2 separate regions of the Homo sapiens genome follow, and region 2 is linked to region 1. A link is a loop called in an ENCODE intact Hi-C map of the cell type or tissue named here. Cell type or tissue: B cell. All regions are shown on one strand. Each heading gives the region's core, and the rest is flanking DNA. Links, peaks and the distances in the headings are about the cores only.

Evidence for each region. A loop is a pair of places that touch in the nucleus more often than their neighbours do. Peaks named below come from ENCODE experiments on the same cell type or tissue, not always from the same donor. Only the 100,000 strongest peaks of a DNase experiment are listed, where the experiment ranks them.
Region 2: it touches region 1 in a loop (7-fold over the local background); 5 of 110 quality-filtered maps call a loop at or near these places.

Annotation. Positions count from the first base shown.
Region 1 is chr15:44,491,620-44,508,250 of GRCh38, forward strand. CTDSPL2 (CTD small phosphatase like 2) reads left to right here. Exons shown (of 13, transcript NM_016396.3): 6 at 4,761-4,839; 7 at 5,408-5,519; 8 at 8,108-8,194. Among named protein-coding and RNA genes, the nearest start is that of EIF3J-DT, 37 kb to the right of the region's middle. In B cell, for the core only: CTCF peaks have their summits at 10,341 (motif pointing left) and 10,541; a DNase peak (open chromatin) is centred at 10,352; H3K27ac peaks cover 397 bases.
Region 2 is chr15:44,260,619-44,277,249 of GRCh38, forward strand. No RefSeq gene overlaps it. Among named protein-coding and RNA genes, the nearest start is that of GOLM2, 20 kb to the right of the region's middle. RefSeq lists a silencer at 1,298-1,503. In B cell, for the core only: no CTCF peak of the experiment used is centred there; no DNase peak of the experiment used is centred there.

The DNA.
Region 1 (16,631 bases), core at 7,762-12,761:
ACTGAAGAAGGCCATCTTCTTATTAGGGCATGGAGATTTTATCTTAAATTTGTTTTGTTTGTTTGTGTTTGTTGTTGTTGTTTATTGTGGTACCAGGTATTTGAGAGAGCGCAGTAAATATATATTAGTTAAGAAACATAGTTTGGGGCCAGGCATGATGGCTGGGGCCTATAACCCAGCACTTCAGGAGGCCAAGGCAGGAGGGTTGCTTGAGGTCAAGAGTTTGAGACCAGCCTGGGCAAAAGAGCCAGACCCTGTCTGGGGTGGAGTCTCACTCTGTCGCCCACGCTGGACAGTGCAGTGGCATGATCTTGGCTCACTGCAACCTCCACCTCCTGGGTTCAAGCGATTCGCCTGTCTCAGCCTCCTGAGTAGCTGGGATTACAGGCATGTGACACCACTCCCAGCTATTTTTTTTTTTTAACTTTTAGTAGAGACCAGGTTTCATCATGTTGACCAGGCTGGTCTCGAACTTCTGACTTCAAATGATCTGCCCACCTCGGCCTCCGAAAGTGCTGGGATTACAACTGTGAGCCATTGCGCCCGGCCAAAAAAAATTTTTTTAAATTAGCCGGGGATGGTGGCATGTGCCTGTAGTCCTAATTACTCAGGAGGCTGAAGTGGGAGGATTGCTTGAGCCCAGGAATTCCAGACTGCCGTGAGCTATGACTGAGCCACTGCAATCCAGCCTAGGCAGCAGAGCAAGATCCAGTCTTGGGAAAGACAAAAGAAAAAAAGAAACATAGTTTGGTTTAAGGAAATATAATATACAGATGGTTCCTGAGTTACAGTGGTTCAACTTCCAATTCTTTTACTTTACAATGGGTTTATCAGGGTGTTAAATGCATTTTGACCTATGATATTTGTGACTTATGATGGGTTTATTGGGATATAGCCCCATCATAAGTCTAGGAGCATCTGTACTTCTCTCAGCTATAAAAAGGAAACTTTTAAAAAAGTAATTGACACAGCAGAAAACATTTAAAGAAAATATGATACAATTATGAAACTTCTATATAATGCAATCCAGTAATACCAACGTGAAGAGACAAGCAGCAAAATAGGTTTATTTTAAAGTCATCAAGTGAAAGATTCATATGTATAATGTTAAATTCAGAATTTAAAAATAATACAGAATCTAACAGTCAAATCAATACAATTACGTTCATTCTTTTGTGGGTAATATTTGCAATTTAACCCACCTTTGACCCATCATTTTATGCTTATTACTTTGCCCAGTGGTATAAGACTAATAAAGTATAGACTAAAGTTCAGGGCTTTGGCTTCCTGTTCGATGTTTGTTCTGTATTTTCATGCTCTTGTATAAGCCTTTTTATTTATTTTTTCTGACAACTGTGAAGATGGAGAAAGGATTTCTGTAACTTAGCGGTTTCTAGAAGGGAAAATTAAGATATACTATAGTTGTCACAGTCATTCATTTATTCTCCCAGCATTTATGAGCACCTTTTTTTTTTGTGATTGGAACTGTTGATGAATTGACTCCTGAGGAGTTTGTGATCTAATTGAAGAGCCAAATATACAGAAACATCACTATACAGTATGGTGAGTGCTGCTACAAAGAAGTGAGCTAAATGACATGGTGTGTCACATTGCAGTTACTCTGATTGGGATGATCATGAGAGTATAGATAGAGGCATTTAGTATGAGTGACAAAAGTATTCTTTTCCTTAACTTTGAGAACATAGCCAAAGAGAACAAGAAGGTAGGAAGCTAGCAGCTGTGTTACTTTGGACAGCTTATTTAAGCTTTTGAGACAGTTTCAAAAACAGTTTTCTTAGCTTTAACATAGTTTTTGTAATACAAGGTTTTGCAGGCTAAAGGAGATAAAATAGGCAAAATACTTAGCATATAAGCACTTAACAAATATTCTTGGCTGGGTGCCGTGGCTCATGCCTATAATCACAGCACTTTGGGAGGCCAAGGTGGGCAGATCACTTGAGCTTAGGAGTTTGAGACTAGCCTGGGCAATATGGCGAAACCCTGTATCTACAAAAACAACAACAAAAAAATTAGCTGGGCATCGTGGCTTGCATACTATAGTCCCAGCTACTTGAAGGGCTGAGGTGGGAGGATTGCTTGAGCCTGTGAGGTCAAGGCTGCAGTGAGCTGTGTTCATGCCACTGCACTCTAGCCTAGGCAACAAAGTGAGACCTGTCTCAAAAAATAATAATAAAATAAAAATATTCTTTCATCTGAGATTAATAGGAACTTGAAATGGTAAAGTTGTTGGAGATTTTTTTTTGTGCTGATTATTGGAAGCATAATGTCAGAGATGAAAAAAAATTCTGCTTTACATCTGATGTCATCCATTGGACATACACACCACGTTGACTCTGTCTCAAAAGGTGTTAATACATGATAATTGCACAAAAGATTAATTTTTGTCTTGAAAGACTATTATCTACCATTTCATTTCTATAGAAAGACTATAGAAATTTTTATTGGGTTCTACTTTAAATTTTTATATCTGAGACGTTACCTATTTGGCTTGTAAGTTACCTTTGTCTTCTTACATTTAAGTTATAATTATTGTCTTGGAAAATTCCCAGCATAATTTCTAAAGCACTATCAAAAGATAAGCTCTTAGCTCAAACTGGGAATGAACTATGGCATGCAATATAGAATTACTTCTTGATCATTTTTAAGTGTTTATAAATTAGAAGTAAAATAGTAAGTCTTCTAAGCAGTGATTTTGATCAGGTACAGTGGCTCACCAGCACTTGAGGAGGCCTAGGAAGGAGGATCTGTTCAGCCCAGGAGTTCAAGACCAGCCTGGGCAGCATAACAAGATACTTTTTTGTCTCCACAAAAAAATTTTTAAAAATAATCCAGGTGTGGTGGTACATCTGTAGTCCCACCTACTTGGGAGGCTGAGGAGGATTGCTGGAGCCCAGGTCGAGTCCACAGTGTTTGCTCCACTGTGCTCCAGCCTGGGCAACAGAGCAGGACCCTGTCTCAAAAAAAAAAAGGTTAAAAGAATAATTTCTGGCTGGATGCAGTGGCTCATGCCTGTAGTCCCTGCACTTTGCGAGGCCGGGTCACCTGATGTGGATCACCTGAGGTCAGGAGTTCGAGACCAGCCTAGCCAACATGATGAAACCCCATCTCTACTAAAAATACAAAAAATTAGCCGGGCGTGGTAGCAGGTGCATATAATCCCAGCCACTCGGGAGGCTGAGGCAGGAGATTTGCTTGAACCGGTGAGGCGGAGGTTACAGTGAGCCCAGATCGCGCCACTGCACTCCAGCCTGGGCAACAGATTGAGACTCCGCCTCAACACAAACAAACAAAGAAAAAAACAGAATGTCTGCATAGAGTAGCATTTCTTAATTTTTTGTTTTTCTTTTTGAGATGGAGTTTTGCTCTTGTTGCCCAGGCTAGAGTGCAATGACACAATCTCGGCTCACTGCAACCTCTGCTTCCCGGGTTCAAGCGATTCTTCTGCCTTAGCCTCCTGAATAGCTGGGATTACAGGCATGTGCCACCATGCCCAGCTAATTTTGTATTTCTATAGAAATGGGGTTTCTCCATGTTTGTCAGGCTGATCTCGAACTCCTGACCTCAGGTGATCCGCCTGCCTTGGCCTCCCAAAGTGCTGGGATTACAGGCGCCCGCCACCACTCCTGGCTGCATTTCTTAATTTTTTAAGATTATAGTCGTGGCCGGGTGCGGTGGCTCACGCCTGGAATTCTAGCACTTTGGGAGGCCGAGGCCGGTGGATCATGAGGTCAGGAGATCGAGAGCATCCTAGCTAACACTGTGAAACCCCGTCTCTACTAAAAATACAATAATTAGCCAGGTGTGGTGGCACATGCCTGTAGTCCCAGCTACTTGGGAGGCAGAGCCTGCAGTGAGCCAAGATCACGCCACTGCACTCCAGCCTGGGTGACAGAGCGAGACTCCGCCTCAAAAAAAAAAAAAAAGAGATCATAGTCTTGAGATTCCTGGGAACATACAGTTTTTTAAAATAAATCTTCAAAGGGCTCATGAACTTTTTAAAGACTGTTCATGGTCCGGGCGCAGTGGCTCACGCCTGTAATCCCAACACTTTGGGAGGTTGAGGTGCACGGATCACCTGGGGTTGGGTGTTTGAGACCAGCCAGACCAACATGGAGAAACCCAGTCTCTACCAAAAATACAAAAATCAGCCAGGTGTGGTGGCACGTGTCTAATCCCAGCTGCTCACAAGGCTGAGGCAGGAGAATCGCTTGAACCTGTGGGGTGGAGGTTGCAGTGAGTTGAGATCATGCCATTTGCACTCTAGCCTGGGCGACAGATCGAGACTCCATCTCAAAAAAAAAACACAAAAAACCTACATTTGGGTCTGTTGTCAGCATACATTTACTGACTGCGTGTATGTACAAGGCATTTTATGAACTATTACCCCTATAAGAGCACCATGAAATTTTTTGGTGATTACATGTAAACACCATACAATTAGAAGATTACATTTTTTGGTGTATATTTTTCTAGTAATAAGTAGTAGATTTTTTCTTAGCTGATAAACATCTTAATTCTAGCCATGATCTGGTTTGCCATTTTTTCTATAGTGGTCATTTTTCCCTTTAGATCTAAAGTTAGATCTGTATGTTAATAAATTGGCTTTTAGGTGTTTACAAGTTATTTCTGTCTTTAAAATACACAAGGCTTTAGGAAGATCTTAGATAGAAGCAGTAAAAATATATATTTCATGAAGCATTAAGTAAAAGCAACATTTTTTCTTTCACTATGTTAAATAGCACCAGTAACTCCAGATAGTGGTTATTCATCAGCCCACGCGGAGGCCACCTATGAAGAAGACTGGGAAGTATTTGACCCGTGAGTTGCTTTTTTCTCTTTTTTTCTTTCCTTTTTGGAGCATGATGAGAGTACGTTATATATGTGGATTGGTGGCTAAATAGTATATTGCCAAGATATGTGACCTGTAGGTATTTGAAACTTTTAATGGGGCTGGGTGCAGTGGCTCATCCCAGCACTTTGAGAGACCCAGGCAGGCAGATTGTTTGAGCCTGGAGTTCAAGACCAACCTGGGCAACGTGGCAAAACCTCGTCCCTATAAAAAATACAGAAATTGGCCGGACACGGTGGCACATGCCTGTAGTCCCAGCTATTAGGGAAGGTGAGGTGGGAGGATCACTTGAGCCCAGGAGGCAGAGGTTACAGTGACCTGTGATAGAGTGAGACTGTCTCAAAAACAAACAAACAAAAACAGCTGTTACTATTTTACAGAGATACTAATTTGTATGTTTTCACTTTTATTAATATGTTTTATAAGTTTTGTTTTCTGGGTTAACTGCTTTATAGATTTTTAAATGGGCTGAGCTTAGTAATGTTCTATATGTATAAAAAGTAAAATGTTGAAATTTTCTTAAAATCTGATTTATAGCTATTATTTCATCAAACATGTCCCGCCACTGACAGAAGAACAACTAAATAGGAAACCTGCTCTTCCGTTGAAAACAAGAAGCACACCGGAATTCTCCCTAGTTTTAGACTTGGTAAGTATATTATCTGTAGAGGTAGAGAGAATAAAGGGGTGAAATTCTTTTTTAGAATCATGCTTATGTTAGCTTTCCCTTTTTTTTGTCAGGATCATGTTTTCCTGAAGGACCAAAAATAATTTGGGTCAACTTAATTAACCATATGCAAGACCATAACCCTTTTCTTATTCTTATTTTTACATATATATTATACCAATACACTTTTTATTAATAGTCTCAAAAGCACAATTTCTTATTTTTTTGAGATGGAGTCTCGCTCTGTCGCCCAGGCTGGAGTGCAGTGGTGCGATCTCAGCTCACTGCAAGCTCCGCCTCCCGGGTTTACACAATTCTCCTGCCTCAGCCTCCCGAGTAGCTGGGACTACAGGCGCCTGCCACCATGCCCGGCTAATTTTTTGTTGTGTATTTTTTGTAGAGACGGGGTTTCACCTTGTTAGCCAAGATGGTCTCGACCTCCTGACCTCATGATCCGCCCGCCTCGGCCTCCCAAAGTGTTGGAATTACAGGCATGAGCCACTGAGCCCGGCCCCAGTATGATATCTTGATGTGATTTAAAAATTTGTATTTTAGGGACTGGGTGTGGTAGCTCATGCCTGTAATCCTAGAACTTTGGGAGGCCGAACTTTTGGCCGATCACTTGAAGCCAGGAGTTTGAGACCAGCCTGACCAACATGGCAAAACCCATTCTCTACTAGAAATTCAAAAATTAGCTGGGCATGGTGATACACACCTGTAATCTCAGCTACTCTGGAGGCTGAGGCACAAGAATCACTAGAACCCAGGAGACGGAGGTTGCAGTGAGCTGAGATCATATCACTGTGCTCCAGCCTGGGCAACAGGGCAAGATTCTGTCTCAGAAAAAAAAATGATATTTTAGGGTACCAGAAAAGCTTTGAAAACAATGATCTCCTATCATTTGCTAACCAAATTTAATATATAGTCACATTTCCCCTCTGCCTCTTGATTTCTTATTAATTTTGCATTTTTAAAATCTGTTTACTTTTTTTAAGGCTAGTAAAGTGAAGCCCTGGGATTGAGGAAGGAACTAATTTCTTGATATTAGTAAAAATGTATCTCATGTCATATTGGAAAATATTTTATTATTAAGCATTTGTTACTGGAACCCTATAATTGGTACCCTATATTTGGAGATGTGGTTTAGCTCTCATAGAAAATTTATCTTAGCCAGGCACAGTGGCTCATGCCTGTAATTCCAGCACTTTGGGAGGCTCCATTCAGCCCAGGAATTTGAGACCAGCCTAGACAACATAGTGAGACCCACGTCTCTACAAAAAATGAATGAGCCTGGTGTTGCAAGCGTGTAGTCCCAGCTACTCGGGAGGCCGAGAGAGGAGGATCCCTTGAGGCCAGGAGTTTGAGGCGGCAGTGAGCTACAATTGTGCCACTGCATTGCAGCCTGGGCAACAAAGTGAGATCTCATTTCAATTTTAAAAGGAAGGAAAGAAAATTTATCTAGGTCAGGCACAGTGGCTCACGCTTGTAATCCCAGCACTTTGGGAGGCCAAGGCGGGCAGATACTTGAGTCCAGGAGTTTGAGACCAGCCTGACCAATATAGTGAAACCCCATCTCCACTAAAAATACAAAAATTAGCCGGGCGTGGTGGTGGGCGCCTGTAATTTCAGCTGCTTGGGAGGCTGAGGCAGGAGAATCACTTGATCCCGGGAAGTGGAGGTTGCAGTGAACCTAGATCATCTGGTGCTGAGTAAAATTACATGAAACGTAATTTGTGAGATACTAAAACATCTACTTAAAGTAAGATGCTTTATAAAAAGTTGGAGGATAAGGAGTTAAATGAACAGAGTATATATTTTTAATAATTAGATTCTACACTTACATTTGCTGATTGTAAAAAAGTAGCATGCATGTGGGTTTAACTGAAAGTTGGCAACTGCAGAACTCAAAGCCTTGCTTCTCAAACTTGAGCATGTGTCAGAATCCGAAGGGCTTCTAAAAACAGACATTGTTGCCAGGCACGGTGGCTCACTTCTGTAATCCCAGCACTTTGGGAGGCCAAGGCATGTTCCTGAGGTCAGGAGTTCGAGACCAGCCTGACCAACATGGTGAAACCCTGTCTCTACTAAAAATACAAAAATTAGCCAGACGTGATTGCTGGCGCCTGTAATCCCAGCTACTCAGGAGGCTGAGGCAGGAGAATCGTTTGAACCCAGGAGGTGGAGGTTGCGGTGAGCTGAGATCGCACCACTGCACTCCAGCCTGAGAGCGAGACTCTGTCTCAAAAAATAAAAATAAAAAAAACACAGAGATTGCTGAGACCCATCCCCTCCCCTGAGTTTCTGATCATCAGAAGTGAGGTTAACATTTGCATTTCTAACTAGTTCTCAAATGATGTTTATTCTGCTTGCTAGTCCAGGAGCTATACCTGAGAACTAGTGACTTTAGAAACTCCTACCCCAAATTGCTGTGCCACATATAGTAATATATTATAAATGTAAAATTCAACATATGAATGGGTGCTTTAGTGTTTTGGTGATTAAGGATAAAAGTATCCTTTGAAGTTTCTTTTACTATCTTGTTTCATTCAATTTCTGTTTTTTATTTTAAGGATGAAACACTAGTGCATTGTAGTCTAAATGAGCTAGAAGATGCAGCACTTACTTTTCCAGTCCTTTTCCAAGATGTCATTTATCAGGTAATTAAAATTTTTTTGATGATTTTTGGCCTGATAGGTAACATTCTGATAAAAAAAACTTTTGTATTTTTTTTGTGTGTATGTGACATTAAATGTGTTTTTCTGTAGAAGTATAATGGATTTCATCAACATTTTAATGATTTATTAACAAAATTAGCATCATGCTAGATATTACATAAAACAACATTAATTTGTTACTCCAAAAATGCTAACTTTCTTACCTTGAGATCTCAGCTAGTTTCATAATCTGTTTGCCAGCAGGTGGAGGCAGGAGCACTGACATCATAGATCCTCAAGAGGAACTTGCCAGGTTAACTCCTGGTGTTTTTGTTTTTGTTTTCCAAAAATCCAATTAATACAAAGAAAACTCATTCCTTGTTGATCATTTTATTTCCTATAGTAGTAATGTGGTCTGTGAAAATTACACTTTAGTACATCTCTTTTATAATTAATCTTAGAATTCCAGGACACTCTTCTAGTTATTGTTTTACTTAGGGCATTTTAGTTTGAGCATTTCTCTCTCATCTGTGCTGATGGACAGGTAACAGTGCAAAATACAAATATCATTAACATTTCACTGTGGATTATGTGTGCTGGCCATAGTTTTTACTTTAAGGTTTTTCCATTATTATAAGATTGAGTTAATAATATAAGTGAATACACTTTGAAAATTGCAAAGTACGTTTCTGTTTTGGAGGTTGTTATTTAACTAGCATTATTTGCATTATATAATAGTTGAAAGATTGGGAATCGAAAAGTTTGTTGTCTGTCAAGAGGGAGCCAGCCTAAAGATTAACTTAGTAAAGTCACAGAGTGCTTGCCATGTGGATGATGAAAATGTGTTTGGTTGTTTATGTGCTCTTAAAGGCAGTTAGAATGTGGTTATAGTTTTCTTGGCAGATAATAGTTGATGTCTCACAGAAACCGTGAAATTTAAGAGTTAAATAGAAGTTTGTGGTTCATGGCTACTTTAACCTACTTTGTCTAGTAATGAGTTGTAAGAGGATTTATTTTAGTTGTCAGTTCTAGTTTTAACCTAGGGTAGGTATTGTAGCTATGGCAATAAATATTTGAATACTGAATTCACTTTTTATGTAAGCTGATTTTAGTCCTGATGTATAATCGGGGGTAAGCAAAATGTACATAAAATTAAAAGATTTAAAGATTTTTCTGTTCCCTTTCAAAACTGATGATTATTTGGTTTAAGGCAAGTATTTTTCTTAAGACCTTTTTTATCAAATTTGTTGTTCTTGTTTAGTGGACTTTAAGGACAGGAGTCCTTGTGGCAGATGTAAATAGTATAGTGATATCTTAGTTTTCTCTTTTAAGCTCGATAACCTTGTTGGGGTTTTTCTTTGTTTTTTGCTTTTGGGTGTTTTTCGTGATTGCATTTGAAAAAAATGGCTTTAAGGCTTTGAATTTGGAAAGGAAAGCTATTAATTGAAAAATATAGATAAACAATGATTTTGAGATGACTTCTTAAGCTTCTAGGTTTGAAATTGAAATTTATTTCTTACAGATGGTTTTTGTTCTGTTTATGTAATTCTTAGTAGTGAATAAGAAACTTAAGTAGGTAAATTTGATTCTTCCCTTTCATGAGCGTTTCTCTTCAGTATGATCATAAAATTGAATTTTTTTCTTACTGCTTCTACCATTTCTGCTTTAACTCTCTTTTTAAAGTTCTTATTATTTCATGTGGATCTGGATAGTTGTCTTATTTTGAATAAAAAGCTTCTAGCAGCATATATGACTAATTAAAATACTGTATGTATGTACTGCATCTACCTCTGTGGAATTCAGACAACTCTTTTTCTTATGTATTCTGAGTTACACTTTCTGAAACTGAAAAATAAATGATCTAGCCTAAATGAGAGCACAGAGCAGGTAGTTTGAACCTTATAAGCTATAGAGATGATTGCACTTTAATACGATTTAGTTACCATATCACAGACAGAGTTTAGTTACTTTTTAGTAAATTTTTGAGGATATCCGTAGTTAATATTGGGTACATTCCCTTGGATTTCTTATTTTGGCATAGCCATTCTGTCTTTTAAAAAATAAATGAAGAAATCTTTGGGTTAGGGTTCCCCCAGTTTTCAGACCAGCAAGCTCCCTTTAAACAGGGAATGATGTCTTTTAAACTTTCAGTGGTGTTGTCTCCATCTACTGGCAAAGAAGAAATATACACAAGGGTCTGAGATGATCTAAGAGATATTGGAGAAACCACATTATTAGGTAAGATGTAACTTAAATCTTTAACCACTGTACTATGATGTGGCCCACTTAAAGGTAGAAATCTGTAAAGTACTGCATATACTCTTATTTTTTAAAAAATTTATTGAGGTGAAATTTACATGACAAAATTAACCATTTTTAAATGAACAGTTCCATAGCGTGTATCTGTATTATTCTTGAATGTTAGTTTTATAGCATTTACATATATATGTATATATATTTTATATGTAAAGATCAAATTTTTCATCTGAAAGCCAGATGGAGTGTCCTCTTGGGACTTATTTTACGTTTTTTTTCTTTCTGTGGTATATTTGTTATGGTTGACCTATAACTAATTTTAACTCTACATGTTATTTCTGTTTCATTTCAAAATAATTTAATTGTATTATATATGTTTTAATAATTGTCTATATCAGGGGTTGGCAACCTTTTTCTATAAAGGGCCAGTTGTAAATATTTTAGGTTTTGTGGTCCCTGTCATGACTGCTTTTTGTGCTATTGCAGCATGAAAGTAGCCATGGACAATACATAAATGAAAAAGCATGACTGTGTCCCAGTACAACGTTATATACAAAAATCAGTGGCAGGCTGCATTTGGCCACCATAGTTTGCTGATTCCTGGTCTAATAATTATGAGAGTATATACAGTAAATTTACATATTCAAATTGTAAGTAGAAGTAAGTAATCAAATGTTCATCAAAATTCTTGTAAATGTATGTAGAAAATTTAAATTAGATCCACAGTAATCTGGTTGTGGGCCTTTAAAGTTTTTTTAAAATCAAAGTTTGAGGGAACTTTGAGGTGGCCACTACTCACATTTAAAGATTGCCTGACTTAATGATACGTACTCTTCTTTTGGTTGATATGTAGGAATAAACTTGGTTAATGCAAGTCTTAGAATTTGTAAGCAGGTAGATTATTGTAAATTAGTACCTTGAGGTGTAATTTGAATTTCATTTCTCTAGGGGATTAAAAAAAAACCTGAAAGATCTATCTCAAATTAAAATTTGATGTATGTTACTACTGACACTATGTGGACTAGACAGAGTATAGTTTGTATATGGATAAAAAGTCATTTGAAAGAACCGACTTGTTAAACGTGAGGAAATGGCACTCATATAGGCAAAATTACAGGCTTTTTGTTTGAATGGGTCTATTTTTCTTAAATTGGTTTTTTTTTTACATTGTTTTATAATCAGTTATTAAGAAAACATGTATTCATAAAATGGTACAAATGCATTTGATATCTGGAAAAACAAGTGCATGATCACTTTTATTGCACATGTTTAATCTTTATATTTAGCCTATATTGGCACTTTGTCAGGAAATCCATCTCGTGGTGTTACTCAGTTAAGAGGTCTCCACTGTATTTAGTTTCTGTTCCTGCAGATCCACCAATTCAAGACTCTAGGTCATCTCACTCCCTCTTCCATCCCGAAGATGACTTCTATCCACAAGCAGGAGTGAATCAAAAGACATTTTTCACTTAGCTCTTGAGCTGAACCACCTCCTCAATGACCTTCCTCTGTCTCCATCAAGAACTGGAGCTCAGTTTTTTGAAGATGTAATAGAACTACTCAGCCCAAATGTGGCTGATTGAAGACAAAAAGAAGATACCTCATATGTTTCACCACAGTGCAGCCAAACGTAACTGTGTTGTCCAACTCCTCATTCTGTAAAGCTTGGCAGGGGCATCTGATTTTTGACTCTGTTCACCAATAAGACTTTAGCCAGTCAGTGGCTTTCTGAAGATCAGTAAAATCAACAAACTTTGGGTCAGCTGTCCAGAAATCAGATTGTGGTAAGCACTCAAGGACAGATAGGATCCCTGTAGGGAGCTACTTGTAAAAGATGCTTTGTTTTATTAGTAGAGGTTGCTTTTATGGGAAAAGTTGGGGGAAGAGGTGGATGGGGAAGGCCACGGTTAGCAAAGCTTACCCGCGTCCCCATTCTTTCAGTTTTCTTGGGAATCTTACAGCTTAGGATAATTTTCATATCACAGAACAAGAGAAGTAGAACCAGGTGCAGTGGCTCACGCCTGTAATCCCAGCACTTTGGGAGGCGGAGATGGGCAGATCACCTGAGGCCAGGAGTTCAGGACCACCCTGGCCAACATGGCAAAACCCTATCTCCACAAAAAAATAAAAAAAATTAGCCGGGCGTGGTGGCAGGTGCCTGTAATCCCAGCTACTCAGGAGGCTGAGGCAGGAAAATCACTTGAACCCAGGAGGCGGAGGTTGCAGTGAGCCAAGATTGCGCCACTGCACTCCAGCCTGGGCGACAAAGCGAGTCTCCATCTCAAAAAAGAAAAGAAAGAACAAGAGAAGTAGAGGGTCAGTTGCTTCTGTCTCCTCTTTACAGTCTTTTCTAGAAAAGTCAGCTTTATTTTTGCTTCATGAAGGAAAGAAACCAATCATTTAAATTTATAATTTTGTAGTAAATACCTAATTTTTTTCTCAAGTTCTGGCTTAAATTGATACTAACCAACATGCACATTGTTCTTGAGATTCATCTACAAAAGTAGCCTAAAAAAAACTTTTGAGGCCGGGGCAGTGGCTTGCTTGTAATCCCTGCACTGGGAGGCTGAGGTGAGAGGAATGCTTGAGCCTGGGAGTTTGAGACCGGCCTGGGCAAGATAGTGTGAGATCCTGTCCCTTCCAAAAAAAAAAAATTAGCCGGGCATGGTGGGGAGCACCTATAGTCCCAGCTACTCGATAGGCTGAGGCAGGAGGATTGCTTGAGCCAGGAGGCTGAGAAATCAGACAACCATTTCAGGGTCATAGTTGCATAGTATAGAGGATAAAACTAATATTTTAGCTTGTAGGGAACAATAATTCAATAATTAATTGTAGATGAATATTAAAAATACTACTTTAGAATAATTTTAAAGTCACTTTCCCATCCTTATTAGTATGTTTAGTTATTGGTACTAATTTTTTCATCATAATTATTCATTATTAATTGGCTAAAAAAAGGAAAAGATACAAATGAAACCAATAGTTCTCTATTTCTCAAAAATATGGAAAAATATATTTTATGGGGATTCTTTGTCTAAAATGTATCTTTCAAAATTAGGAGCAATTCATTAAAATAAAATAGAGGCCAGGTGTGGTGGCTCATGCCTGTAATGATAGCACTTTGGGAGCCCTAGGTGGGTGGATGGCTTGAGCTCAGGAGTTCAAGACCAGCCTGGGCAATGTAGTGAGACCTTGTCTCCACAAAAAATGCAAAAATAGGTGGCACACACCTCTAGTCCCAGCTACTTGGGAAGCTGAGGTGGGAAGATCACCGGAACCCCGAGAGCTTCAGGCCCTAGTGAGCTGTGATCACGCCACTGCACTCCACCCTGGGTGACAGAGAGCCAGTCTCAAAAAGAAAAAAAAGAAGGAGAAAAAACATACGGGCCAGCCATGGTGGCTCACACCTCTAATCCCAGCACTTTGGGAGGCTGAGGCAGGTGGATCACCTGAGGTCAGAGAGTTCGAGACCAGCCTAAACAACATGGTGAAACCCTGTCTCTACTAAAAAAAAGAAATTAGCTGGGCGTGGTGGCAGGTGCCTGTAATCTCAGCTACTCGGGAGGCTGAGACGGGAGAATTGCTTGAACCCGGGAGGGAGAGGTTGCAGTGAGCCGAAATCGCACCATTGCACTCTAGGCTGGGCAACAGAGCGAGACTCTGTCTCCCAAAAAAAAAAAAAAAGAAAAGAAAAGAAAACATACTATGTGGAAAGTTCTTATTTAATGGCTATAAATTTAGAAGGTGTGACAGTTGATTACATTAAATTGGAGGCTTCATTTCCTTTGAAGTTTAGAGTTTGAGTTTAAAGGTAACATTTTTGTTTTACTAAAATGGCCATTGTTTTGACTAAACTTTTATTAATGTAAATACATCAAGTTTTTTAACATATGCAAATATATGTACATACAATATAATGGCCAATTTTTCCCTGATGAAAATTATGCTTCATTGGTAACTTTTTTTTTTTTTTTTTTTTTTGAGACAGAGTCTCAATCTGTTGCCCAGGCTGGAGTGCAATGGCGCTATCTTGGCTCACCACAATCTCTGCCTCCCAGGTTCAAGAAATTCTCCTGCCTCAGCCTCCCGAATAACTAGGATTATAGGCACGTGCTACTGAGGCCGGCTAATTTTTGTATTTTTAGTAGAGATGGGGTTTTACCCTGTTGGCCAGGCTGGTCTTGAACTCCTCACCTCAAGTGATCTGCCCACCTCGGCCTCCCAAAATGCTGGGATTACCGGCATGAGGCATGAGCCACCATGCCCAGCCCCATTGGTAACTTTTAATATAAATCATATAAATCACCTATATGAATACATTAAGCTTCATTTTATCCTACTTTGACTTTTTTTTTTTTTTTTTTTTTGGAGGCATGGTGTCGCTGTGTCACCCAGACTGGAGTGCATTGACACAATCTCTGCTCACTATAGCCTCTATCTTCCAGGCTCAAACCGTCTTCTCACCTCAGCCTCCCAAACAGTAGCTGGGACTACAGGAATGTGCCACCATGCCCTTTTTTGTATGTTTTGTAGAGACGGGGTTTCTCTGTGTTGCCCAGGCTGGTCTCAAACTCCTGGGCTCAAGCAATCCACCCAGTTCAGACTCCCAAAGTGCTGAGATTACAGATGTGAGCCACCGTGCCCTGCCTGTACTCTTTAAAAAATTTCTTTTCAGGTTGATTTCTGTTTGAGTAAGGTTTTGCAGGAACTTTTTTTTTGAGACAGAGTCTCGCTCTGTCGCCCAGGCTGGAATGCAGTGGCACAATCTTGGCTCACTGCCAGCTCCGCCTCCCAGGTTCACGCCATTCTCCTGCCTCAGCCTCCCGAGTAGCTGGGACTACAGGCGCCTGCCACTACACCCGGCTAATTTTTTTGTATTTTTAGTAGAGACAGGGTTTCACCGTGTAAGCCAGGACGGTCTCAATCTCCTGACCTCGTGATCCGCCCACCTCGGCCTCCCAAAGTGCTGAGATTACAGGCGTGAGCCACCGCGCCTGGCTTTTTTTGTTTGTTTTTTGTTTTTTTTTTTAAATAAGACTGAGTCTCGCTACTCTGTCGCCCAGGCTAGAGTATGGTGGCACCATCTCAGCTCACTGCAACCTCCACCTCCTGGGTTCAAGCGATTCTCCTGCCTCAGCCTTCTGAGTAGCTGGGATTACAGGCATGGGCCACCATGCCGAGCTAATTTTTGTATTTTTAGTAGAGATGGGGTTTCACCATGTTGGCCAGGCTGGTCATGAACTCCTGTCCTCAACTATCTGCCCACCTCGGCCTCCCAAAGTGCTGGGATTGTAGGCGTGAGCCACTGCACCCAGCCGCAGGAGCTTTTAATTTAGGGATTTTTTGTTGTTTTGTTTTTATTTTTATTGGTTTTAGTGTTTACCTATTCATCCCAAATTTATCCACCTACAAATACTACCCCCAGCATCTGTCTACCTCTTATTGGAATTTTCATGAAGCAAAAGATTACTACTGTAACATCACTCAGTGGGTTATGAAATTGAGACCACTCTAGGGCCTACCTGAATAACCCTCTTTCTTTGGAGAAGGTTTGGGTTTTATCTTTAAGTTCTGGTATTGATGCTAAGAACATGTGAACTAAATTAAACAGTTTACTGAAACAGTTTGTTATCTCCCTCTTCCAAAAGTATAGATTTTGGCTGTAGGGCTTTCTCTTTGGAATTGAGGTTGCCCAGTTCTGCCCAATAGAATCATACTCACTCCAGCTCTTCTTGTGACTGATTACTTTTAAACAATGAGATAGATAATAATAGCTAATAGCTATTGGCACTTTGAATGTACCAGACACTGTTCTAGGTACTTTACGTGTATTAACTTATTTAATCTTCACAACCACCTTATGATGTAGATATTGTTGTTATATCCTGTATTTTATAGATAGGGAAACTGAGGTATACAGAAGAGTTAAAAAATTGGTACAGCCACTTGTACACTTGTGGTATCTACTGATGGTAAGATAAGATTTTTTCAGTTAATTGTAGCATCTCATTCTTTTTTTTTCTTTTTTTTTTTGGAGACAGGGTTTCATTCTGCCACCCAGGCTAGAGTACAGTGACATGATCACATCTCACTGCAGCCTCAACCTCCTGGGTTCAAGCAATTCTCCTGCCTCAGCCCCCTGAGTAGCCGGGACTACGGGCGAGTGCCACCACGCCTGGCTAAT
Region 2 (16,631 bases), core at 4,496-9,495, 230 kb before region 1:
GGCCAGGCACAGTGGCTCATGCCTGTAATCCCAGCACTTTGGGAGGCCGAGGCGGGTGGTTCATGAGGTCAGGAGATGGTGACCATCCTGGCTAACACGGTGAAACCCTGTCTCTACTAAAAATACAAAAACTTAGCCAGGCGTGGTGGCAGGCGCCTGTAGTTCCAGCTACTCAGGAGGCTGAGGCAGGAGAATGGCTTGAACCCAGGAGGCGGAGCTTGCAGTGAGCCGAGATCACACCACTGCACTGGAGCCTGGGCCGACAGAGCGAGACCTCATCTGAAAAAAAAAAAAAAAAAAAAAAAAAAAGAACGAGTAAATACGTAGTGTGATGTGTTCATACAATGGAATGACATACAGCAATGGAAATGAGCAGGCTAAATCTATATGCAACATTATGGATGATTATGGATGAATTTTAGGTACAAATCTATTTACAACATTATGGATTCATTATAGGTGAATCTGAGATACAAAAGAACACATGCACAATTAGTGCCCTTGGACGGAGTTTCCTGATGGATCCCAGTCATCCGGAGTCAGTAGCAGCAGGGGAGCTCTTCACACGGCAATGTGTTGGGCGGGATGCTCCAGCAGGCGGCTCCTCTAGGGTAACTGCCTCTTGGATGAGCAGGTTTAGAGAACTAAGGAATTAGGGCTTCCTTTTTCTGGGGCAGGTAGAGAGGGAGAGAAAATGTGGCGGGGGGCAGGCATCTAAAAAATACTCACCTTAATCATTTTCAGCTCTGAATATTTCAAGGTTTTCTCTTCCTGTTCAGTGTTATTCCATTTGTAGTAAGTTTTAAAAACCAGGCCAGACTAACCTACAGTATTTAAGAGTATGTGTTTACAAAAGTCAAGATAATAGTTACCTTTGGGAGAACAAAGGGGATAGTGATTGAGAGAGGGTTGCTGGTAATGTTTTTATTGAGCTGAGTAATAGCTACATGGATGTTGCTTTGTGGATAATTTGTTGAGCTATACATTTTTGTATTGTGCTCTTTTCTGCCTTGCTGATTTCACAATAAAAAAGGTTTAAAAAAGATCATAATTTTAAAATTCCCATTCAATTTCACTGAAGAAAAAAAAGGTATTCAGTGCCTATGTGTTAGACATGGTAGTCTTTTTCTGAAGCCAAGGGAGAAATGAAATATGAAGATGAATGGTATGATTCCTGTCTTCAATAAGCTTACAATCTGAGAGATAAAGTATTACAAGGTAGAATTCAATAAGCAGCAAATAAAGGCACTGTTGTGTTATTTGCACAACTTGGGTTTAAAACATCACGTTATCAGCTGGGCGCAGTGGCTCATGCCTGTAATCCCAGCACTTTGGGAGGCTGAGGTGGGCGGATCACGAGGTCAGGAGTTCAAGACCAGCCTGGCCAAGATGGTGAAACCCCGTCTCTACTAAAACTACAAAAATTAGCCAGGTGCGGTAGCAGGTTCCTGTAATCCCAGCTACTAGGGAGGCTGAGGCAGGAGAATCACTTGAACTCGGGTGGCAGAGTTTGCAGTGAGCCAAGATCACACTACTGCACTCCAGCCTGGGCAAGACAGAGTGAGACTCTGTCTCAAAAAAAAAAAAAAAAAAAAACACACATTATTTAAAAATTGCATTTAAAAGTTGATGGTCTCAATGGGAAGAATTGAGATATAAGAAAAAATAATAAAGTTCTTTTTTTCAGTAATGGCAGCAATAAAGACGTTTTTGTTATTGTGGCTTAAAAATAACAGATTGGGGGCCAGGCACGGTGGCTCACGCCTATAATCCCAGCACTTTGGGAGGCTGAGGTGGGCGGATCACGAGGTCAGGAGATCGAGACTATCCTGGCTAACACGGTGAAATCCCATCTCTACTAAAAATACAAAATATTAGCCGGGCGTGGTAGCAAGCGCCTGTGGTCCCAGCTACTTGGGACGCTGAGGCAGGAGAGTGGCGTGAACCCAGGAGGCAGAGCTTGCAGTGAGCCGAGATCGCACCACTGCACCCCAGCCTGGGCGACAGAGCGAGACTCCGTCTCAAAAAATAATAATAAAAAAAATAACAGATTGGGGCCAGACACAGTGGGTCATGCCTGTAATCCCAGCACTTTGGGAGGCCGAGGAGGGTGGATCACAAGGTCAGGAGTTCAAGACCAGCCTTGCCAGATGATGAAACCCCATCTCTACTAAAAATATAAAAATTGGCTGGGCATGGTTGCACACACCTGTAATCCCAGCTACTCAGGAAGCTGAGGCAGCAGAATCGCTTGAATCCAGGAGGCGGAGGTTGCAGTCAGCCAAGATTGCACCACTGCACTCCAGTCTGGGAGACAGAGCGAGACTTCATCTCAAATAATAATGATAATAATAATAATAACAGATTGGTTGATCAAAATGAACAAAAACAAGCCTGAACCCTTCTCATGGCCCTTTAACTTCACACTCTGGAGCTTTCCCATTACTGTTATCATTTCTGGCCTTTAAGTTTTCCAAGCGCTTACATTCCAAAAAAATAACTTTTAAAATCTTATTAACATTGACTTTATTTTATTTTGAGATGGAGTCTTGCTCTCTCACCCAGGCTGGAGTGCAGTGGCATGATCTCGGCTAACTGCAATCTCTGCCTCCCAAGTTCAAGTGACTCTCCTGCCTCAGCCTCCCAAGTAGCTGGGATTACAAGAGACTGCCACCATGCCCGGCTAATTTTTTTTTTTTTCGTATTTTTAGTAGATACGGGGTTTCACTATGTTGGCCAGGCTGGTCTCGAACTGCTGACCTTGTGATCCACCTGCCTTGGCCTCCCAAAGTGCTGGGATTACAGTCGTGAGCCACTGCACCTGGCCAACATTGACTTTAATAATATGAAATCCAGACCACATTGTTCTTTATTGCCAAATAATATTCCAGTATATAGATATGCCACATTTTGTTAAATATTCAGTTAGAAAACATTTAATTTGTTTCCACCTTTTGGCTATTACGAATAATGCTGCTATGAATATTCATGTATAAGGAAACCTATTAACTCTGTAGGTGTTGAATAGCAGGGTGAGTCTGTGACCACATGCCTGTGAATATGTGAACATCCTGAACATCACTTGCAGAGCTAAGCAGTCACTGCGAAAATAACGTATTAAGTTTAGGTTAAGAACAACCTTAAGTTGTTCTTTTTCCACAACATAAAGCATATAAATTATATCAGAGGAAAGGAAAGAGCATATCAAATATACTACATTACAAAAACGCTTACCACCTTATAATATTTCTAGTGGAGACGAGAAGATGCTTACCTTTTAGCGCTCCAAATGAGAAAGAAAAAGTTATAATTGGATGTCTTCACTATCAATCTTTTTTTTTTTTTCTGGAGACAGGGTCTGGCTGTGTTGCCCAGGCTGCAGTGCAGCAGCACGATCTCAGCTCACTGCAACCTCTGCCTCCCGGTTCAAGTGATCCTCCCACCTCTGCCACCCGAGTAGGTGAGACTACAGGCACCTGCCACCACGCTCAGCTAAGTTTTTGTATTTTTAATAGATGTTGCCCAGTCTGGTCTCACTCGTGAACTCAAGTAATTCGCCTGCCTCAGACTCCCAAAATGCTGGGATTACCGGTTTGAGCCACCACGCCCAGCCTATCAATCTTCTTGATTAAACGAGAAGAAGGCAGATAACCTGGGGAGCAGGGAGCAGAAATCAGGTCAGGTCTTACTGAGACGGGCAGGGTCAATCTCTGTTTCTGGTTGGAACTTTGACAAAATTCTAGGGGCAAGATTACCAGGAGCAGATGGCTGATAAGCCAGTGCAGGAAATATCCAGTAATTACTGAATGTTACCTTGAGTGAAAAATAAGGAAACTATGTTGAAAAAGCATTCTAATTGATGTCTGCTTCTTGGAGCACTGACATTTTCACTTAGGGAACCTAATAATTAGTTTGCATCCTGGTTTTAACCCCACCACCCCCCCAATTTTTGTCTTAACACTTGCTGACTTTGTAGGCATTATTGTCCCATGGAGCACAATTTGGGAAGTGCTGGTATAGCTACCTCTGTTCTTTTGTTGGGCGGGGAGGGAGGAAAGGCAAGCCGCATCCTGGGAACCTCCCCACTCTGTTATCTCTGTTCCTCATTCCATGAGCAAATTATTTCTCATTGGATCAAAAGTTAGGATCCTCTCTTAGCAGCAATCATTTGAGACTTCATAAAACATTTAAGTACGGAACTTAACAACCTGGCCATTTCCCCATATTTAGGTCTTAGGACAATTCAGCTCATTTCTAACATAGGTCTGTGTCAAAATGACTTATAGTCTTAAAATGAGCAGTCAAACTCTTAAAATTTAAAAACTGGTCTAATTGGCCTGGCGTGGTGGCTCATGTGTATAAAAGTAAATAAATAAATAAAAATTAAAAAACAAACAAACTACCATAACAAACAAAAAACTCCACCCTGGGCTCAAGCGATCCTTCTACCTCTGCCTCCCAAGTAGCTGGGACCACAGGCATACACCACCATGCCCAGCTAATTTTTGTATTTTTAGTAGAGACAGGATTTTGCCATGTTGCCCAGGCTGGTCTCCTGACATCAAGCGATCCTCCTACCTTGGCCTCCCAAAGTCCTGGGATTACAGGTGTGAGCCACCACACCCGGCCAAGAGTGAAGTTAGAAGAGGAATTACTGCTTATTTTTTTCTGCTAGGAAGTTCCACTGAGACTACTAACCAAACTAATATTCCTCTTGGAAAAAGATTGCAAACAATCCACAATCAGGACCAGACATATTACTAGCATATCCAGGAAACTGAGGGTCAGATGCCAATGATCAAGGTACAATAGAAGTCAAATTTCAAGAGAAGACTGCTTCTTAGAAATAACTCATTCCAAATGAAGAAGTAATTAAACACTGCCTTTCACTGTTTGGGCCTCTTGCATCTTGGTCCTGTCCTTTCACCATTGTAGTCATGCTGTTGATAAGTATTGTACTACAGGAACAGTTATAAAATGACCACTAACATAGAATTAGAGAGCAACACAATGAGGGGATCACTAGGAGAAAAGGAATTAATGTTCACAGTTCATCCTTATTTGGTTTCTTCTCTTTATCTGCCTGGGTCTTGCTGTATTTCCTTGGGTTTCAAAACTTTTCCAATCTTATTACCACCATGCCTCTCCATTGCTGAGAGAGAGAGGCATAGAGCCCCAGACTGATTCTGAAAGAGCAAGGAATCACAAAAGCAACACTAATGACATTTGGGGCTAGATAATTCTTTGTTGTGCGGGGGGCGAGTGGGCAACTGTTTTGTACATTGTAGGATGTTTAGCAACATTGCTAGCCTATACCCACTAGATGTCAATAGTATCCAGACATTGCCAAAAGTCCCCTGAGGGGGAAAAGGATCTCCAAGTTAAGAACCACTGTAGCCTGATGCACTGGCACATGCCATAGTCCCAGCTACTCTGGAGGCTCAGGATGGAGGATTGCATAGGTCCAGGAGTTTGAATCCAGCTTGGGCAACATAGTGAGACCCCTGCCTCTTAAAAAAAAAAAGAAAGAAAGAAAGAAAAAGAAAAACTGTAATGGCGATATGAAAAAGTTTTTTTTCTTTCCTTTTCTTTTTTTTTTTTTTTTGAGACAGAGTCTCACTCTGTCGCCCAGGCTGGAGTGCAGTGGTGCTATCTCGGCTCACTGCAAGCTCCGCCTCCCGGGTTCACGCCATTCTCCTGCTTCAGCCTCCCAAGTAGCTGGGACTACAGGTGCCCGCCACCACGCCTGGCTAATTTTTTGTATTTTTAGTAGAGACGGGGTTTCACCGTGTTAGTTAGGATGGTCTCGATCTCCTGACCTCGTGATCCACCCACCTCGGCCTCCCAAAGTGCTGGGAATACAGGCGTGAGCCACCATGCCCAAGCGAAAAAGTTTCTTTTCTTTTCATTCAGCTGAGGGAGAAGATTTATTTAAAATAACATTATCTAAGGAAACTAAGGGAGGAAAAACAAAACACGAAAGCATAGCATTTATAGTTAGTGATGATGATTACACAATATTGTGAATGTACATAATACAACTGAATTGTACACCTAAAAATGGTTAAAATGGTAAACTTCATGTTCTGTGTATTTTACTACAATATTTTCTTTTTTGAGACTGAGTCTCACTCTGTCGCCCAGGCTAGGGTGCAGTGTTACAGTCTTGGCTCACTGCAGCCTCCGCCTCCTGGGTTCAAGCGATTCTCCTGCCTCAGCCTCCCAAGTAGCTGGGATTACAGGTGCACACCACCACACCCAGCTAATTTTTATATTTTTAGTAAAGACAGGGTTTCACCATGTTGGCCAGGCTGGTCTTGAACTCCTGACCTAGTGATCCGCCCACCTTGGCGTCCCAAAGTGCTGGAATTACAGGCGTGAGCCACCGTGCCTGGCCTTTTACTACAATTTTTAAAAAAGCATAGTGGCCAATTGTGGTGGCTTATACCTGTAATCCCAATACTTTGGGAGGCCAAGACAGGAGTATCACTTGAGGCCAAGAGTTCAAAACTAGCCTGGGCAACATATTGAGACCCTATCTCTAAATTTTTTTTTAAAAAAAACATTAACTGGGCATGGTGGTGCACACCTGTAGTCCAACCTAGTTGAGAGGCTGAGGTGGGAGGATCACTTGAGCCCAGGAGATTGAGGCTGCAGTGAGTTGTGATCACACCACTGCACTCCAGCCTGGGTGACAGAGCAAGACCCTGCCTCAAAACAACAACAACAACAAAATAGCACTGCTCATGTCTACAAATTTCTGATTCTAATTTAACCAAACTTTAATGACAGATTAGCATGGGCAGCAGTTTATCATGTACTTAAGTGTGAGGTTATTTGCCTTGCCCCATCATTGTCTAGGGGTCTCTACCTGAGAGACCCTTTCTTAGGACATAAATATTTTAATTTCTGTCTTGTTCCAGGCATGTAAGGCAAATCTCCTAGCCAGATAGGACATTAGGCTGCTTAGTTCACAATTCACCATCTGAAAGGACCATTATAGTCGAAGGGATCTTAGAGATCATCTTGTTTTACCCATAAAAAATGTTGAGGTCAAAACAAGTTGAGCAACTTGCCCAGGTTCATGGAGTTCCTTGAAGGACATGCCAACATCTAGATATCCTGCTTAGAGCTCAGTTTTCAGCCCCCAAGCCACGTGAATGACTGTACGTGGATATATATTTTTATCACAGACTGCCAGTACCTTTTGTAAATTATAGTAACTCTTAGAGAAAAATGGCTAATGGGAAGAAAATTAATGCAGATTAATGTGAGTAAAATTATCTAAATAAGTCATTGAGAAGTGATTGAGGAATAGCAATGCCTGTTCTTAGGATATAAGATATACTAGTTCTACACAATAGAATAGATGTACATTTACATTATTTTAAAACTTATTTGAAAATTGGCTTTCAAAAAACCTTGTTTCAGCCATGACAGACAAATTTCCATTCTCTAAACTTCCACAGCAATGTTTCCTGTTTCTTCATGATGTATCCTCACCTGGATGTGCCTGTCCCCCCTTGTATACCTACGAACACATTCTCTCCTTACTCAAAACTCAGATCAAATGGGCAACCTTCCCTGAACTTCAATCCCCCTGGTACCTCCAAGAAGGAATTAAGTATTTCTTTCTCCACGTTTCCATAGCAACTTACACTTACAGACATTTCTTCTACAGTGGATTTTCACATTGCAAACTAGATACAATCAGATATGTAGGGAACATGAATCACAGGGCCTAGACTGGCTACAGGTTCTATAACATCACTGTGATACAGAACTGCTGCTGCTTGTTGCACTAGGAACATAAGGTTGAATGAGAGGCTGGCAGCTCACTTGGCCTCTTGCTCATGCTTGGTGTTTGCAAACTGGGCTGGGATTTGTTTTGCATTGCATTTCACTTTTCTGTGATCTCTATTATTAAAACAGATAATAAAAGTGATAAGCAGGTATATAAGTGCTGGGTTAACAACAGTAATTTGCAGAGCTAGAAAATAAAGGCCATGACTTGTGCACAAGTCAAGAGTAATAAATTCTTTGAAAAGACTTGCATTGGCCAAGCGTGGTGGCTCACGCCTGTAATTCCAGCACTTTGGGAGGCCGAGGCGGGTGGATCTTGAGGTCAGGAGATCGAGACCATCCTGGCTAACAAGGTGAAACCCCGTCTCTACTAAAAAAAAATACAAAAAAAATTAGCCGGGCGCGGTGGCTGGCGCCTGTAGTCCCAGCTACTCGGGAGGCTGAGGCAGGAGAATGGCGTGAACCCGGGAAGCGGAGCTTGCAGTGAGCCGAGATTGCGCCACTGCAGTCCGCAGTCCGCAGTCCGGCCTGGGCGACAGAGCGAGACTCCGTCTCAAAAAAAAAAAAAAAGAAAAGACTTGCATTGGCCAAGCGTGGTGGCTCACGTCTGTAATCTCAGCACTTTGGGAGGCCAAGGCTGGCGGATCATGAGGTCAGGAGATTGAGACCATCCTGGCAAACACAGTGAAACCCCATCTCTACTAAAAACACACACACACACACACACACACACAAATTAGCCAGGCGTGGTGGCGGGCGCCTGTAATCCCAAGTACTCAGGAGGCTGAGGCAGGAGAATCGCTTGAACTCGGGAAGCGGAGGTTGCGGTGAGCCAAGATCGCGACATTGCACTCCAGCCTGGGTGACAGAGAAAGACTCTGTCTCAAAAAAAAAAAAAAAAAAATAGTAATGAAGTATTGATACATGCTAAAAACATAGATGAAGCTCAAACACATTATGCTAAGTGAAATAATCCAATCACAAAAAACCCCATATAGTATGATACCATTTATATGAAATGTCCAGAACTGGTAAATCCATAGAGTCAAAAAGTAGGCCTAGACCTAGGGGGAGGAAGAATGGAGAGTGACTGCTTATGGATTTCTTTTTGGTATAATGGAAATAATCTGGAATTAGATAGTAGCAATTGTTGCACAGCTCTGTAACTATACTAAAAATCATTGAATTATACACTTTAAATGGGTGAACATTATGGTATGTAAATTACATCTCCAGTGGCCGTGCGTGGTGGCTCACGCCTGTAATCCCAGCACTTTGGGAGGCCGAGGCAGGTGGATCACAAGGTCAGGAGATCAAGACCATCCTGGCTAACACGGTGAAACCCCTGTCTCTACTAAAAATACAAAAAAATTAGCTGGGCGTGGTGGCGGTCGCCTGTAGTCCCAGCTACTCCAGAGGCTGAGGCAGGAGAATGGCTTGAACCCAGGAGGCAGAGCTTGCAGTGGCCGAGATTGCGCCACTGCACTCCAGCCTGGGCGACAGAGTGAGACTGTCTCAAAAAAAAATAAAAATAAAAATAAATAAATAAATAAATAAACTTTTTTTGTAGAGACAGGTCTCTCTGTATTGCCCAGAATGGTCTTGAACTCCTGACCTCAGTGATCCACCTACCTTGACCTCCCAAACTGTTGGGATTACAGGCATAAGCCACTGCACCTGGCCTATACCATCATTTTTATGAGCCTCTGTTCCAGGGAAATGCTGTTTCTATGTATCCATCTAGAAAAACTCTAAGATATGTAAACTACAGTTAAAGGAGTCCTAAGTAAGAGATAGAAGTTGTAAATTCTTTGATAGGGTTTTGGGGGAACACATTTCAATGGATTTAAGTCAGATGGATCAGGTCTTACTACTTTAGCCAAAGTTATAGATAAATAATACTATAGCTAAGACATACACTTTAAAAAGTAATGTTTCAAGTTAGTAAATTCCTAGACTTAATTTGCTCTCACCCAAAAATTATCTTTGAGTGGGAGAGGAAAAGGAGGAAAGACAGTGGAGAGGTATCCTGCTTCAGCTTCGAGAATGCTCAGGAGAGCTGGCCATCAGTCTTGCTAGGATAAGTTCTTCTTGAGGAATAAAAGGCAGGCCCAGATGTGAGGAACATCAGGCATGATGAATGAACCTTTCCAGGCCCATACCTACCATTCTACTACTAGACTAAGGGAATTGTTTGTGTCTTGTTGTAAAGCTAGTTGACTAAACCCCAGTAATCTTGTTTCCTTTTTCTTTGGAATCCATATTTCTGAAGCATCAGTCATCCACCTAATACTTTCTAGAAATAAGAAACAGTCTAGACAGATGCCTGTTCCTTCAAAACGACTTCCCAGAGGGAAGAGGAGGAGGAGAAAGAGAAAGTGTAACAAAAAGTGGGGTGGTGGGGGGAACATGGAGAAAGATCACACTTTGTGAATGGATTATCAAAAATTTTTTTAGTATTTTTTTCTTACATATCCGTCACACATTGGCAGGAGGAGGTAAAAGGCATGACATGTTATTCAGTCAAGAAAATTTATTTCATTATGACAAAGGATAAAGCTAGAGGAGTAAAAATTAGCTTCATGGTTTAAGACTTAAGACAACCACAACCCCAAACAGCTCTTGAATAGAATTTGAGAGTAGAAAAGGTCTGAGGTTGTCAGATGAAGATCTTCAAGGACTTAGTGAAGTAATGTGTAATTTTTCGTTCAACTAGAAAACCTTCTGCCTTATAGAAACGACTTGTAAGCTCATCAGCTCTCCAGAGTTCCTGTTTCAGGGAATGCCCCCAGCACTGATAGAACTGTCCAAGTTAAAAACTGTTTCTGGGATGTTTCTTGGACTCTAATGTTTCTCATATGAATTGTTGCAACAGTCTCTCAACTAGCCTTCCTGCCATCTACAGACTTGCAGGCACAATCACACTTAGCTAGAAAAGTCTTCCTAAATCATAAATATTCCTAAAATCTTTTAGTGGTTTTCTCTTACTCTTGGGTAAAAAGCCAGACTCTTTAATATGAGCTCTCTATGATCTGGCCCCCACTTATCTCTTCACCTCCATTTCTCGCTACTTCTTTCACTTCTACACCGGGGATCTCAAGTGGAGTGTACAAGATCATCCTCTGGGTATAGGATAAAAATATCTGAACTTCTACTTACTGACAATAAGGGACAGAAACCAAAAGAATATCACATGTAGGAGACGAGAGCAAGCCAAGTCAAAGCTCTGTACAAGTGGAAGTTGAGAGGAAGCAAAAACTCTGAAGAAGAAGAGAAAATTGGGGAGACATGGAGATGAGAGGAGAGACAGAAGTGTCAGAAAGAGGCTGGGCGCAGTGGCTCATGCCTATAACCCCAGCACTTTGGGAGGCTGAGGCGGGCAGAACACCTGAAGTCAGGAGTTCATGACCAGCCTGAACAACATGGTGAAACCCCATCTCTACTAAAAATACAAAAATTAGCTGGGCATGGTGGCAGGTGCCTGTAATCCCAGCTACTGGGGAGGCTGAGGCAGGAAAATGGCTTGAAGCCGGGAGGTGGAGGTTGCAGTGAGCTGAGATCACACCACTGCATTCCAGCCTGGACAACAGAGCAAGACTCAGTCAGAAAAAAAAAGAAGTGTCAGAAAGAGTAGTTGGTTTATAGAGCTGTGTCCTGATAGATGGACTTCTGGTTCCAGTTTTGATCTATGGACTGAACATCCTTTAACTTGCCCTCTTGATCCTTGAGGAAATCTGAATGAGTCTTTCCTACATTTTTAAAGTATCTTGCCAGCTGGGCATGGTGGCTTATGCCTATAATCCCAGCATTTTAGGAGGCCGAGGTGGGTGGATCACCTGAGGTCAGGAGTTCGAAACCAGCCTGGCCAACATGGCGAAACCCTATGTCTACTAAAAATACAAAAATTAGCTGGGTGTCGTGGCATGCATCCCAGCTACTCGGGAGGCTGAAGCATGAGAATCGTTTGAACCCAGGAGGTAGAGGTTGCAGTGAGCCAGGATTGCACCACTGCACTCCAGCCTGGGTGACAGACTAAGACTCTCTCTAAAAATAATAATAATAAAATAAAAATAAAGTGTCTTGAGGGATGTCTTTGTTCTGGGCGACCATAAGAAGCTACCTAAAATACTTAGTGATCATCTATAGGAGATTCGTTAAATAAAGTATATAGTACATCGTTCTATGCATTGACCAAAAACGGATATGTAGCAATAAATTTATTACATGGAAAGTTGCCTGCAAGATATTGTTAAGTGAAAAAGCAGGTCACAAAACAATACACATGGTACTTTTGATATGCATTAAAAATGCATTGATGGGCCCAGGAGTGGTGGCTCATGCCTGTAATCCTGTGCTTTGGGAGGCCGAGGAGGGAGGATCACTTGACGCCAGAAGTTCAAGATCAGCCTTGGTAATATAGTGAGACCCCCATCTCTGCAAAAATAAAAATTACCTGGGCATGGTGGCATGCACCTGTGATCTCAGCTACTTGGGAGACTGAGGATGGCTTGAGCCCAGGAGTCCGAAGTTACAGTGAGTTATGGTTGTGCCACTGAACTCCAGCCTGGGTGATAAAGCAAGACTCTATCTCAAAAAAAAAAAAAAAAAAAAAAAAAAGGAAAAAGGAAAAAGTCTGGAAAGCTCTATGCTAGAATGTTAACTGTGGTTTTACTTTGGTGGATGAAACTGTTGGTGATTTTCACTGTTTGTTTTCCCATTCTGACTATCTGATTTTTTTTTTTTTTGCTCTGAGCATGTTCATAAGCATTAAAAAACATTAAATTATTTCCACTTTTAAAAAACACCCCCAAATTCATACATTCATACGAATTCAGACAATTCAACATGAAAAATTCATCTATTTTAGGATTTTCTTTATATGTGATAGAAAGACCAAGGATTAGTCAAATACCACCCAGAGGAAATAAATCATGTTCCTTTATCAAACATGATATATGTCAGCCACAGTGCTAAATGGTGGAAAGATAAGGACATAGTCCTTATCTTTAGGGATCTCACAATCTATAACAAGGTGACATATGTATAAACTAAATAGCAGTAATACACTTATAGTAAGTGTAATACCAAACATGTAAATTAGGTGTAGTAGAGGCACAAAGATGAAATTGTTTTGTAAGAGACATTCAAATAGTATCTTAAAAGACTTAGGAGAATGCAAAGGGAGTGCATTCTAGCAAAGAGAAACAGAGTGTTCCAAGGCATGGAGGCATGAAATAGCACAGTATGTACTGAGTGTGGTCTAGCTACATATCATTTGAAATAACTTACCTGGCTATGGAAATTAACAGATTTGCTTTAAAATATCCGTAGTTTGTTTGTTTGTTTGGTTGGTTTTTTTGAGACAGGGTCTTGCTCTGTCGCCCGGGCTGGAGAGCAGTGGTGTAATCACAACTCACTGCAGCCTTGACCTCCTGGGCTCAAGCGATCCTCCCACCTCAGCCTCCTGAGTACGTGGGACTACGGGCACATGACACCATGCCTGGCTAATTAAAAAAAAAAAATTTTTTTTTCTTTTTTTGAGACAGAGTATTTTGCTCGTCAGCCAGGCTGGAGTGCAACAGTGCAATCTCAGCTCACTGCAACCTCCACCTCCTGGGTTCAAGCAATTCTCCTGCCTCAGCCTCCAGAGTAGCTGGGATTATAGGCGCCTGCCACCACGCCCAGCTAATTTTTTTTTGTATTTTGAGATGGGGTTTCACCATGTTGTTCAGGCTGGTCTTGAACTCCTGACCTCAGGTGATCCACCCGCCTTGGCCTCCCAAAGTTGTTTTTTGTTTTTGTTTTTGTTTTTGAGATGGAGTCTTGTTCTGTCACCAGGCTGGAGTGCAGTTGCGCCATCTCAGCTCACTGCAACCTCTGCCTCCGGGGTTCAAGAGATTCCCCTTCCTCAGTCTCCCAAGTAGCTGGGATTACAGGCACGCACCACTACGCCTGGCTAATTTTTTGTATTTTAGTAGAGATGGTGTTTCACCATGTTGGCCAAGACGGTCTCGATCTCCTGAACTTGTGATCCTCCCGCCTTGGACTCCCAAAGTGCTAGGATTACAGGCATGAGCCACCATGCCCGGCCAAAAAAAAAATTTTTTTTAATAGAGATGGGGTCTCACTGTGTTGCCCAGGCTAGTCTTGAACTCCTGGCCTCAAATGATCCTCCCGCCTCAACCTCCCAAAGTGTTGGCATTACAGGCATGAACCACTGTGCCCAGTTAAATATCAGTAATTTGTTTTATTTTCATTTTTTGAGACATGGTCTCACTCCCATCGCCAAAGCTGGAGTACAGTGGTGTGATCATGGCTCACTGCAGCCTCATCCTCTTGCTCAAATGATCCTCCCACCTCAGCCTCCCAAGTAGCTGGGACCATAGGCATGGGCCACCATGTCCAGCAAATTTTTGTATATTTTGTAGAGATGGGTTTTACTATGTTGCTCAGGCTGGTCTCCTGGGTTCAAGCAATCTGCCTGCTTTGGAGTAATTTTTAATATGGATTTAAAATAATCCCATCAATACTCAGATGCCAAAAGAAAGCATTGTGCACACCAATATGTTAATAAGGATCAGTATTTCAAAGTTACTACATCGTCCTGCTACAAAATATGATGTTTTGCAATCGCTGCCTTCTGTTCTGGCCTTGGATGCAATGGGCTGCTTCTCTGGGATACCGACAAATCAAAACATAGCACCTGAACAGGAGCATGAAGTGAGCTCAATCCTTAATGGTGTTTACTTGATAGATATCAGGAATTGCACTACTGAAAACAACACAAACAGCATGCTGAAACTAACAGATTCAGTGAAAAACTATGTAGGTTAAAAAAGCTTCTACTTAAAGCTCAGACAATGGATACACACGAGGATCTGCTTAAAAAGCAGTAGATGACACATGACCAGCTCTGCTCACAGCTGTGTCTTCTGCCTGAAAGTCAGCACAGGAGGATTTATTGTGATGGCACACTAGCATCTGCAGCAGGTGCTGAGGAATGAAAAAAAAAAAAACTACATAAATAAAGGTTCGGAAAATTACAAGGTGGTCATCTGAAACTAGCCCCACATAAAGTCCCACTGCATCAAATGGGGCCATATTTAATTGGGTCACTCTTCAGAACAATATCTAGCAGAGAAAGCCACCATGAGCTAGAAGATTAGATGAACTGCAGGGCAGAGAACAAAAAATAGGGCAGAAACCTTGGGTTTTCTGCCAAGTGTAGAAAAAATACATTGCAGCAGACTGTGCAGAGGCATGACCATCTTTTCATTGCTTGCCAAAAATCTAAGTATGGTTTTTAAAAATTACAATGGAAATAGAAGCAAATGTTAAGGAACAAGAACCACTATATTTTGAAAAGATAGGTGAGAAGTGATGACTAATCAGTCAAAAAATATTTGAATCCCTACTATGTGCCCATTAATTCACTCAGTACATATCTGCTTAATATCATTAACTGCCAGCAGAGAAAATAAAAGTGAAAAATCTGTGCTTTCCAGAGTTTACAGCTAACTGGAGAGTCAAGTCAAACCAATGTGAAAGACTTGAGTAGCAGTGCAAGGCAGTATTATACTCTGATTATTGCCAAAATGATGCAGACAATAAATGTAGATAATATACGCAATGATGTAGACAATAATTGCAAAATTCAGATGAAAAATATGTGAGCTGAGCTGGAATTTGGAAGAAGCTCTCAGAGGGTGAGGATTTATGCTGGATCTTGAAGAAAGCTTGTATTCTCATCCTATGTCTGCCTTTGACTGGTAGAATAGAATAATTTTTTTTTTTGAGACCGAGTCTTGCTCTGTCACCAGGCTGGAGTGCAGTGGCACAATCTCAGCTCACTGCAACCTCTGCCTCCTGGGTTCAAGCGATTCTCCTGCTTCAGGCTCCTGAGTAGCTGGGACTACAGGCGCGCACCACCATGCCCAGCTAATTTTTGTATTTTTAGTAGAGACAGGGTTTCACCATGTTGGCCAGGATGGTCTCGATATCTTGACCTCCTGATCCACCTGCCTCAGCCTCCCAAAGTGCTGGGATTACAGGCGTGAGCCACCACGCCTGGCCAAATAGAATAATTTTAAATCGCAATACTTCTCTGGATTTTTATCTTCATCTATTAAATAGGAGTTTTAGACTAGGTAATCTCTAAATTCCCTTCCTGTTCTAAAATTCCATAATTCAAGGATATAAAGAAAAAAAGAATGAAATGAATAAGAGAGTATTTTAAAAATGTTTTAGGCTGGGCACGATGGCTCACGCCTGTAAATCCCAATGCTTTGGGAGGCCGAGGCGGGAGGACTGCTTGAGCCCAGGAGTTTGAGACCAGCCTGGGCAACACAGAAAGACACCGTCTCTACAAAAAATTTAAAAATTAGCCAGGTGTGGTTGTGTGTGTCTGTAGTCCCCACCTACTTGGGAGGCTGAAGCAGGAGTATTGCTTGAGCCAGGGAGGTCGAGGTTGCCGTGAGCCATGATTGTGTCACTGATCTCCAGCCTGGGTGACAGAGTGAGACACTGTCTCAAAAAAAAAGTTTCAGATAAATGGAAAAGAAAGAAGTGAGCAGGCATTGGAGAAGGGGAAAAAAAAGCCTAATGGTGTGGTGTCAAAACAAAATCACAGCCTACCTCATACTATCTTATAATGTGGTCCTGCAGAAAAACATCTACCAGCTGGGTGTGGTGGCTCACGCCTGTAATTCCAAAACTTTGGGAGGCCAAGGCGGGTGGATCACGATGTTGGGAGATCAAGACCATCATGGCCAACATGGTGAAACCCCGTCTCTACTAAAAATACAAAAAATTAGTTGGGCATGGTGGTG